Linked DNA regions of Mus musculus: region 1 is linked to region 2. The links are chromatin contacts, found by Hi-C in ENCODE. All regions are on one chromosome and are shown on one strand. The core of a region is the stretch at or near the end of the contact, and the rest is flanking DNA. Distances in the headings are between cores, read along the strand shown.

The links. A loop is a pair of places that touch in the nucleus more often than their neighbours do.
Region 1: a map of v-Abl transformed pro-B cells shows a loop between it and region 2 (4-fold over the local background). The contact joins two enhancer-like sites. A Hi-C loop is called at or near these places in 7 of 37 maps with a recorded cell type or tissue (CH12F3, left cerebral cortex, regulatory T cell and 1 more).

Annotation. Positions count from the first base shown.
Region 1 is chr12:85,810,259-85,815,713 of GRCm38, reverse strand. Flvcr2 (feline leukemia virus subgroup C cellular receptor 2) reads right to left here. Exons shown (of 10, transcript NM_145447.2): 10 at 2,129-3,672. The coding sequence ends at 3,595. It overlaps Erg28 (ergosterol biosynthesis 28), which reads left to right. Exons shown (of 5, transcript NM_021446.3): 5 at 1-267. Among named protein-coding and RNA genes, the nearest start is that of Erg28, 12 kb to the left of the region's middle. Within about 2 kb of position 1,978, at least 1 of the 3 ENCODE cell types and tissues checked has a DNase peak (open chromatin) inside an H3K27ac peak, as active enhancers do.
Region 2 is chr12:85,489,636-85,494,966 of GRCm38, reverse strand. No RefSeq gene overlaps it. Among named protein-coding and RNA genes, the nearest start is that of Fos, 18 kb to the right of the region's middle. Within about 2 kb of position 2,711, at least 1 of the 3 ENCODE cell types and tissues checked has a DNase peak (open chromatin) inside an H3K27ac peak, as active enhancers do.

The sequences.
Region 1 (5,455 bases), core at 729-3,228, 320 kb before region 2:
TGTGAAGCCGCAGCTGCTGCCTGCCCAGAGCAGCCGCGGGCAAGGGCTGCTTCAAGGTCCTGAGCACATAGACTGGGCTCCTTTCTATTGCTGGGCCCAGGGGACAGGCAGTTCTTCTGAGAAGGACTGCCCTCATGAGCAGGACCAGGCTCCTCTTTTATCTACAGGTGGATGAAGGTTGGAAGAGTCTGGGCTGTTTTTAGACCTTTTGGTCAATTGTATTTGTGTAATGCATTTTATAATAAATAGGGAAACCTTCTATTCTGATCCGTCTGTGTACTTTGGCCTTTCCTAATAACCCTTTTACCCTCCAAACTCTTTACCCCTCACAGGAACATCATAGCCTGCTTTACCTTCCCACCCACTGTTGTCAGTAGGACAGTTCAAGACTGGGAAAGCAAGGCTGCCTCCAGTTCCTCATTGTCAGCTTGATAACTTGTGTTCTTGATGCCTAATCTCTTCTTCCTCACCGTCAGGACTCCCATCGGCAGCTCAACAGTTATGGCCCTTTCCCGTTTTCTTCCCCAAAAATCAGATTCTTGAGAACAGCTATAGCAAGTAGACCAAAGCAGCCTAAGTCAGACAGCTGCACGAGCGTGTAAAGCAAGGTCAGACCAGGCATGGTGGTGCAGATCTTTAATCCCAGCAACTTGGGAGGCAGAGGCAGGTGGATCTCTGTGAGTTTGGGGCCAGTCTCAAAAAGCCAGGGTGTGAGGGCAAGGCTAATGCCTCCACGTGAATCTCAAACAGAATTCCATAAGAAAGTTAGGTGTTTGAATCAAGAGGTAGAGCTAGGTAGATGATAATTAAATAGATCAGAAAGATCTTCCTGAGCTTGGGGGGGGGGGGGGTCCTCAGCTGAGACTTAAATGCCCAGAAGGTGGGTGTCTTGAGATTCAATGTCCAGAAGGTTGTTTGAAGCATTAAATGCCATTGAGGCATTTTGAGCAAAAAGAGCAGCAGCTGTTGAAGGACTGAGCACCGTGAAGCTACAAGAGGGAGAAGGCTGTACCTGTGAAAGGCTGGAGGTCAGAGGAGGAAGTAGCTCACAAAGGTAAGGAGATGGCTGATGTCTTAGTTAAGTACATAGAGAGCATCAGCGCTTTAAGGGGGAATTTTACCTTAAATGACTTTAGACAGTAAAAATGCCGTGGCTGTTGTAGCAAAAAAAAAAAAAAAAAGTGGGCTTCCCGGGGTTTGGTGGTGCTTCGGTCGGGTCTCCGGCTCTCATTCAGTGCAGTCCTTCCAGCTTTGCCCAACTCTGGCTTGTGATTCAGGCTGGCTTCACTTGTAAGTACCAAAAGAGAATGTAGTTCCAGACCTCAGATCCCCACAGCACCAGAAAGGCAGCCCAATGGGAAGAGTTACCTTTATCCTCTCGCTGTTTTAAGAAGTGGGTTCCTCTGGAGACCACCTTTGACAGGGCTGAGCGAGTGTGTAAGATGATGGCTCCCTGAGCACACAGCTTACAAATGCCTTGACATGCGAGCCCAGAAGGGATAAGGTGCACTGAGCACATACTATGAATAGCAGACTCCTTAGGAACAGGGCTCAGTACCTCCCCTCTAACTGACTAGTAGAGTCGTGGTCTCTCCAGATAAAAATTGCTAAGAAATAGAGTGCCAAAATGTCACAGGCATGGGGCACATCTCAAGGTAAGAAAGATGCAGAAAAAGTGACAGCTGTGAACCTGGCTTACAGACATTAAGTCGATCAGAGTGGGGAAGACCAGGAGGGAGTACCAAGCTGCCACTGCCAGAACCAAGCTGCAGACACCGGCCAGGGCAAGCTGGTGTGGGTGGTCAAACAAAACACTTCAGTGCCCTTTGAGGCAGAGCCAAAGACAACACTGGGCCTTCCCTTAGGGAGGAGCCCATTCCAGCCTGTACACAGGAAGGGGGAAGTCAGGGTCACAGGGTGGCCACTGAGTTAGAGCTTCTATGTAGGCGGTCAGGAACCTTTAAAGTCTCTTTAAAATTCCCACAGGATGTTACACCCTTGTCAACAAAGGACACAGCTGCTCTGCCATTACCTGCAGTCATCTCCCAGACAGTCTTCTCAGGAAAGGGAGATAACCTGGTAGGGACCTCCCAAAACTGCCACTGCCTCACTAAATGATGAGGCAGACCACTTTGAAAATCTTTATTGCCTTAAAATATCTGGTATTGCACACAGGAAATACAAATTATGTTGTTTTTTTTAAATAAAGAAATGAATTAATAAAGAAATGAATTGAGTAAACACGTCCACTTTGAACAATTAAAGAAAAAACACCTTTCTCTTGACAGAAAGTAAGGCATCTCTTCCATCCCTAACACTCCCTCCACCAGGCGGCTGCTTCCCTCCCATCCACTGCACAAACACACACATATCTGGCCCGATACCCCAGTACTGCAGGCAAACGGGGTAATCTGGTATGCTAAGGCCAGACAACCCAACAGTCCATGACCAGAGTTGCTCAAGGCATAGGAACAATTAGCTGCCAGTTTCTCTTTGGGGAAGACACTATGAAAGCCCATGAGTATAACCAGCAGACTGGGTGGGTAAAAAGGTCAACTGAGATTGGTTTAAAAATAATCCTTTTAAATGTAAAATAACTGACAAAGATTCTCGCCAGCAGGGACAGGGAGGGGGTTTGGTTGTTCAAATAGTCCTCAACATGCATGGCCTCATGTTTAACTGGAGCAGACATGTCTATTTTAAGAGCCACCTTCTACCTCTCTCCTCCTGAGGAGATAGCCTTATGTGTCAGAGTAGAGTGAGTGAGACTAACTTTTAATAAAGGTTAGAGCCACGAGCCCCTGATGGCTGCATTTCACAGTGCAATATCCAATGAAGATATTCTGAGTGCTTTGGGACACAGAAGGCCATGGGCGAGCACCACCTTTGTAGGAAAACACCTTCCCATCCCAACTCAGCCCCACACACACTCCCGGCAGCCCCCTCCCTGCACTGTCGCACCTAGGCAGAGAGCCTTCTCTAATCGCTTTCTCCTTTGTGGCCACAAAGGTTTTATCTGGTTTATTGGTGTTTAGTCTCCTTGACTCTAGGAAAGACGATCTGAAGAAACACTGCAGTTTGGGGGGGGGGGGGGCAAAGCCAAGAGTCCGGATTGAGCTGCCTTGGGATGATGGAGGCCTGTTGGGGTGCTTCCTCTCGTGACCCTCAGGCAGAGCAGTTCGCCCATTTGCAGTAAGAAGTGCTCTTAAGACATTAGAAAAAGTTAATATCCTGAATAAGCTTTCTTAGGATAATTTTGCAAGCATTCTCCACGAGAGAAGAAAGGGATGAGAGAAGGCAAGAGACCAAGCAAGGACGGACTTCAACACCTCCACGGCCTCTCCCAGCACTAGCCCAAGACCTAAAAGGGAGTGGGGACCAGAATCCAGTCTGCATCTGAAGAGAGGTGAGGTTTTCCCCGAGTAAACCATGCAGGTTCTCGGGTAGGGTCCAGTAGGCTCAGGCACTGCCGTGCGAGGCACACATCTTCCAGCTGCTTCGAAAAGTTTCCCCATGAGAATCTCAGTACTGGCAGTAACAGCTAACTGGAACCAAGAGGTGAGTGTTTGTGTTCCTGAGTATCTGCCACCTCTCTCAGAGATGAGCCTCCGACACGACGGGTACCTTGCTGGTATTGCTCCCCTCCTCCTCCTCTTCCTCCTCCTGGACTTTCTAGAAGGCAAAGAAAACAGCCCTATAATTGAAACATACAGACCTCCTCCAGGCTGACTGAAGCAGCTACCTGTCCGCGACCAATCAGTGGTAAGTCCAAGCTCAGGAGGCTGCCCGGTGTCCCCATAGGCATGAGGAAAGAAGCAGCCCAGCCTGAGTGTGTCCCCCAGACACCATCACCGTCACCATTCAGAGGGAACAAAGCCAGCCTTCTATTCCCTAGCCCCAAACCCACCTCTCCATGTCACCATCTAAACTGTCCCTGGTTCCAGATCAGCACCTCCTTCAGAATCTCCAACTAGCCCACTGGGAGGCAACCCCCAGGATGAAGATTTGTCATGATGCCATTAAAGCAATTTAAGGCTCCCTACCTTCGGGTGTGGTGGCACATGCCTTTAATCCCAGCACTTGGGAGGCAGAGGCAGGCGGATTTCTGAGTTCAAGGCCAGCCTGGTCTACAAAGTGAGTTCCAAGACAGCCAGGGCTACACAGAGAAACCCTGTCTCGAAAAAACAAAAAACAACAAAAACAAAAAAAGACTACCTAACTGTTTATCTGCACTCTGTGGCTATGCGTATTCAGAGAAAACCACTGCAGGAACTTCTGGAGGGGACCAGTTTGGACATGGCTTCTTTGGGGAAGGATGGCATGAAGTTTATAGGAGGTCTCCTGCCTTACACTTAGTTAAGTGGGTTTGGGATTAAGCATGGCCTGAAATTCTGTGAGGTCCCTGGTATATATTGCCAGCTTGGGCATTTGTCTTCTAATTGCCAAAAGTGCCTTGAACAGACATTACTACAAAGCCAGTGCTACACAAGGCCCAGAGAAGGGTGTGCAGGGCCAAGCCAGAGGCAATGCCAGCTGGAAAAACAGTGCTTTTGTCCCTAGGAATGCTTGGGTCCCATCCATGGCAAGGGCCACAGCTGTAGCCTTTCTCATTCTCAACCTCTCAAGCCTCTTGGCACCAGATCTGCCTCAGCCATTACTAACCCCCATTCAGACAACTCAGAGCTGACTTGGTCACTCTGCATTTGACACACACAATGTCTGCCTCCTCCAAAGCCACCACCTCAAAATCACCATCAGAAATAGTTTAGGAAAGATGCAGCCCTACTGTCTAAGTGCTGGAAACCCAAGGTCATTGGCCCTGTCCTTAAGTTCTCTCTTTACCTAAACAGCATCTCACTGATGTATAGAATGGGCAACTGCAACCAGAACTAATGTATGTCCTGTCCTTGCCGGGCTCTGACAACATGTTTATCTCCAAGTCTCTAAGTCACACTGAGTGCCACGGGGCAGATAATGATCAGGGCTCCAGAGAAAGGATGCCCTGACCAATGTAGCCTCCTTCCTGTCAGCCTCCGCTTGATTCTGACCTGCCCTTAATTCCAAGTACCTACAGGCCCAAAAATACTAGGGTACAAACAGGTGAGTCCTATTACAGGACTTAATGCACCTAGTCCCATTTAGTGCTGCCTCTAATATCCTATACTCAATGTGATTGAGCCAACAACTCCACGTGATTAACAAGTGGAATAGAAGCTGGGTGTGGTGGCGCATGCCTTTAATCCCAGCACTTGGGAGGCAGAGGCAGGTGAATTTCTGAGTTCGAGGCCAGCCTGGTCTACAGAGTGAGTTCCAGGACAGCCAGGGCTACACAGAGAAGCCCTGTCTCAAAAAAAACGAGAAAAAAAAAAAAAAAAAAAAAAACAAGTGGAATAGATGTATAAGGATCTGGCTCCAACAAGACTGAAGTTTTACAACTGAAAAACTAAACAAGATG
Region 2 (5,331 bases), core at 1,462-3,961:
AGCAGCTTTGTGAGTTCAAGGCCAGCCTGGTCTACATAGTGAGTTCCAGGCCAGTCAAGGCTACAAAGAGAGACCTACATAGAATTAACCTAGGATATAGTGTTAGAGGAAGGTCCAACTTTGTTTCTGTCTTAAAAACAAAAAGACAGGGTCTGGAGAGATGGCTCAGTGGTTAAGAGCACTGACTGCTCTTCCAGTGGTCCTGAGTTCAATTCCCAGCAACCACATGGTGGCTCACAACCATCTGTAATGGGATCCAATGCCCTCTTCTGGTGTGTCTGAAGACAGCGACAGTGTACTCACATACATTAAATGATTAAGTAAATATTTTTTAAAAAACAAAACAAAAAGCAAAAAGACATTCTTAGGATGCGTGTGTTGCTCACTGGTAGAATGTTTGCCAGGTACATGCAAGGTCCTGGGTTTGAGCCCCATCATTAAAGAAGGGGAAAATTGTCAACAAAATAAGATAATAACAAACAGAATGAGAGAAAATATTTGAAAATCACATATGTATCTGTCAAAGGATTAATATCCAAAATATATAAAGAACTAATTAAAAATAAAGAACCAGCCAGGTGGTGGTGGTGCATACCCGTGGAACAAGTGGACCATGTCACCAGACAGAAGAACCGGTAAGGTTAAGACAGCCTAAACCTGGGACATCTCAGAATTAAGAACAGTAGGCGTGAGGGCAGCTCCCTCCCTGCCAGATCTGGAACCTGCCAGATCTGGAACCTGATCTGGAACACATAACCACGACACCCTACTGAGAGGACCATAACACCCTAGCATGCAAACCTGGGGTTCTCCATGCTAGTGAGGTGTCTAGCTCAACCCTGAGTGTTTAGCCAATGAGCTTCCCTTCCTGGCCATCCCTTCCTGCAAACATCTTTCATCCCTGGTTCACCCCAAGTAAGATGCATGCATTCACACTCACCATCAAATAAGACAGTCTGGGCAAGCAAAGACTGTCTCCTTCACCAGGGACCGCCACTGGGGGCAGGGGAGGAAGGCCTTCATCACAAATAGCTACACCTAAATCTCCCAGAGAAGGCCTTCTCTCTCCTAGCCCTTCTGTACTCTCCGCAATCACTCAGAACCAACCAGAATTCAGCCCTAATCCCAGGCTCCAGGCTCAGCCATCCCCTTCCTGCCCATCGGGCAGGGAAAGCGCAAACCCTCAGACCCTCATTTCCAACTCTCCTCTGTCCCCAGAGGAGACACAGGACGCCAGGAACCACAACCCTGACCCAGCTGTCTCTTTCTCATCCGGTGAAGCCTCCCCTGAACAGAGCCCGCAGCGCTCCAGCACCCCAGAGACAAAGCAGATGCGCAGCCCGACACACACACTCGATTCCAGCACTTGGGAGGCAGAAGCAAGAGAATCTCTGAATCCAAGGGCAGCCTGCTCTACAGAGTGAGTTCCATGATAGCCTAGGCTACACAGAGAAACCTTGTCTCAAAACCCAGGGAAAGGAGGGGGCGGGGAGAGAGAGAGAGAGAGAGAGAGAGAGAGAGAGAGAGAGAGAGAGAGAGCCAAAACCCATAAATCCAGTTCAAAAATTAGGGGGTGGAGAGAAGCAAAGAAGGCTAGGGGTGTAATTCAACAATTACACTTGCCGAGCTTGTGCAAGACTCTGAGTTTTAATGTTCAGCCCCACAAAAGCAAAACAAAAGAAAGGAAAAACACCCCCAAAACACTAATAAACAATGAAAAAAAGTGCAAAGAACTGAATGGAGAAGTCTCCAATGAAAGCTCATGAAAAAGAGCTCAAGGTCACCACTAGGCACCAAGGCCACCTTAACCCATCAAAATGTTCTTGACAAGTTTACTGAGGCCCTAAAGAGGGGACCCTGCAGCAGCTCTGGAAAGCTGTGTGGCCATTCCTCAGAAAAACATAAAAACAATATGTGATGCAGAAATTCTACTTTTTACTTTTTTGTTTTGTTTTTCGAGACAGGGTTTCTCTGTGTAGCCCTGGCTGGCTGTCCTGGAATTTACTTTGTAGACCAGGCTGGCCTGGAACTCAGAAATCCGCCTGCCTCTGCCTCCCGAGTGCTGGGATTAAAGGCATGCACCACCACTGCCCAGCTTAGAGATTCTACTTCTGAACATATACTCAAACGATCTGAGGCAGATCACCTGGCAACGTATCTATCTGCACCCGGGTTAAATATCAACAACATTCACAAAGGGGGAAAAAAAAAAAAGAAGCAACCCGGAGTGTCCATCAACAATAGAAATAAGATGGTGAATACTATTTGTGTGGCTTACCATGACTTTTTAATTGGGGGGGGGGGGGTGTGAAGGGGACAACTACAGAAACGAGGAAGTCATAACGCATTCCTGACTTGAAAATTTTCCAACCTTAAAAGGGAGTACGCAGCGCAAAACAGCAGAGCCTGCTGGAAAAAAAAGGCTCCGTAGCTGAGGGTAGCGTCCAGCCCCAGGATCCTTCTGTTCCAGCAATTCCTCTCCTGAAGTCAGAGGTCCTCAACAGGGTGAGTGAGTTCCTCACAGTGAATGTGCTTGCTCCTCAGCCTTTAGCAAAAGAGCCCCCACACACACACACACTCCCACCCTCCCCCCAACCCCCAGCCCACAAGAATTTTGTCCTTGTCATATCCCAAAATTACCAGAAGGGGGCGCAGCGACTCAATATTAAGGTGGAAATCACAGCACCGCAGCGTAAGCAGCGGGAGAAAGACCTGGAACTGGTTAAGTAGAGCCCACAGCTCCCTGCTCCAATCAGCTCCTTAGTCAGTCAGTCATCCGTCAAGTTAGAATCGAAGCGTTTCCGCAGAAGGGTAGGGGGCATTTTACAGGTCTCAAATGAACTGGTTTGTTCTCCTTCCTTAAACGCCCACTGGGAGCCTGCAACACACCAACAGTGAACAAAAACAGATCCCACCCTCAGCCCCAAAACACACACACACACACACACACACACACACACCATGCTTAGCACCTGAAGACGATGTTAAACAACACTTCAGTGCGCCTCGGTTTTGCCTGTGTCCCATCTTGGGGTCAGATGCAGAATTCTGCATTGAGGCCTCGATGTTTTGGTGGTTTGGGGGGGGGGGGGTGATGGGTTTTTGTTTCTTTTGTTTTTTCTTACCTAACTCAGGCTAGTTTCAAACTTATCTTGTAGTTTGAAGGAGCCTTGAACTTGTGATCCTCTTCCTGCCTCCACCTCTCCAGTTCTGGGATTTCAGACATGTGTCTGTGCCAACAGACCTGCTTGTGTACAGAGTTCGGTTCAAGCCCCCCATCACTAGAAGAAAAAGCCAAGCTAAAGCCAAAAAGAAAGAAAGAAAGAAAAAAAGAAAGAAAGAAAGAAAGAAAGAAAGAAAGAAAGAAAGAAAGAAAGAAAGAGGGAGGGAGGGAGGGAGGGAGGGAGGGACAGAGGGAGAGAGAGAGAGAGAGAGAGAGAGAGAGAGAGAGAGAGAGAGAGAGAGAGAGAGAGAGAAAGGCAGGCAGACACATCACTCTGGGCTGAGGTGGTACACACCATTAATCCCAGCACTCAGGAGGCAGAGGCAGGGAGATATCTGAGTTCCAGACCAGCCTGGTCTACAGACTGAGCTCTAGGACAGCCAAGGCTACAACAGAGAAACCCAATTTCAAAAAACAAAACAAAACACTCAAGTAGTCATTGGAAAGTTAGAGTGAAAACTGTTGACAAAGAATTACAATCATTTTTAACTTTCTGTATATATTCACTATCTGAATTTTCAAAGGGTGTGGTTTTTTTTTTTTTTTTTTTTTTTTGGAAAGAAAGGGCAAGGCAAATTATGCTGTCCTCTATCTTAAAAAAAAAAATCTGCTCTGCTTGATAACATTTTAAAATATCTTCTAAGCATTGCGTGCTCACCAGAAACAACCAAAAAACCAGCCATGAAGAACAGACCAGTGAAGAGAAGAAAAAGACCAGCATTTCCCCTCCAGTGCACAACCAGTATCTGCACCCTCACGGCCTTGAAAGCTGGCTGTGTTGGTTTGTTCGTTTTGATTTTGTGGGGCTTGCTTGCTTGCTTGTCTCCTTCCCACAAAGCTGCTTTGGGGCTTGCTGAAGCCATCCAGCGTCCACCCTGTAGCTGTCACTAGAAATTGGAAGGAGATTTCCAGGTTCCTCTGTGCTCCCCAAACAGCAGCTCCAAAGACGAGTTTGCTTAGCCTCAAACTGTGTCTGGGATCCCCAAAGAATAGCTTGCTTAACGGGAGACCCCTGGCCTTTTTCGGGTTTACCAGACACCCCAGTGTGTTACAGGGGGCAAGAGCTGTCAAGAGTGGGGGGGGTCCATTTTATGATTCCCGATTCATTGTAATTGCAACACTCTAGCACTATATGGTTTTGCAACCGGCTTCCTTCTTCAGAAAGAACTGACAGAAAGACCCAGTCATTTGCATAGCCCAGTTAGTACTTTTCCGTGCATGTAGCTGAAGGGAATTGAGCTGAATGTGGCTCCCACAACTCTCCTTCCCCCACCTCTCTTATAATAGCTGGCAATCAATCCCTGGGTGCCCTCAGTGAAGGCTTGGAATGGCAGCTCTGGGGAGCTGTGCGGGCAGGTTCCTAGCTTACTAGGCCCAAGAGTCCCCCTCCTGGGCCAAGATGTCCCTGGGCCATTCCCACACACAGGCAACAACAATAAGGCTGCCAAGGCCCACCCAGCACACACCCTTAGATGCCGAAGCCCCCCTCCCTCCATGGAAGGAGGGTAGAAGAACCTATGGGTCTTGGCACCCAGCCTCACTAGGTCCACACCCTCAGTTTAGCCCTGCAGCTGAATAGTTCCTAGAGCGAAGAGGCTCACACCTCGTGAGGCCCCATCATTTCTGGTTACTTGAGAAATGACAAATGCTCATGGCCCAGCCCAGTCTTCCCTCACTTCTTCCCACCCCCCAAAAGCTGCTGAGCCTGTCTCATTCTGAGTCCATGAGTCCTGTCTTCCTTAAAACTTGTAGGATTTTTGGAACCCTGTTCATCTTTACAGGGCTTCCCCCTCATTCCTAATGATAATGCCTGACTTTATGCTCCTGAGTCTTTGGAGGCAGATATAATTAGGCCTACCTCACACAGGAGAAACCGATGAGTCTAGGACTTGGAGAGACCTGCTGAAGGTCAACAACTATGGACAGACCGGAGATAACCTAGACCTTGAGGGAACCCAGAAAGGGTGGTGCTGAAGGAAAGCCAGAAGCTGGGACCTTCATTCATATCACCTAGTGCCCTGTAGTGTCTAGTGCGTTTATAAACGACAGCTCAGCTTGCACCCTGGCACAGCCGTGAGTTGGGCAGGTATTTATGTAGAAGAAAACTG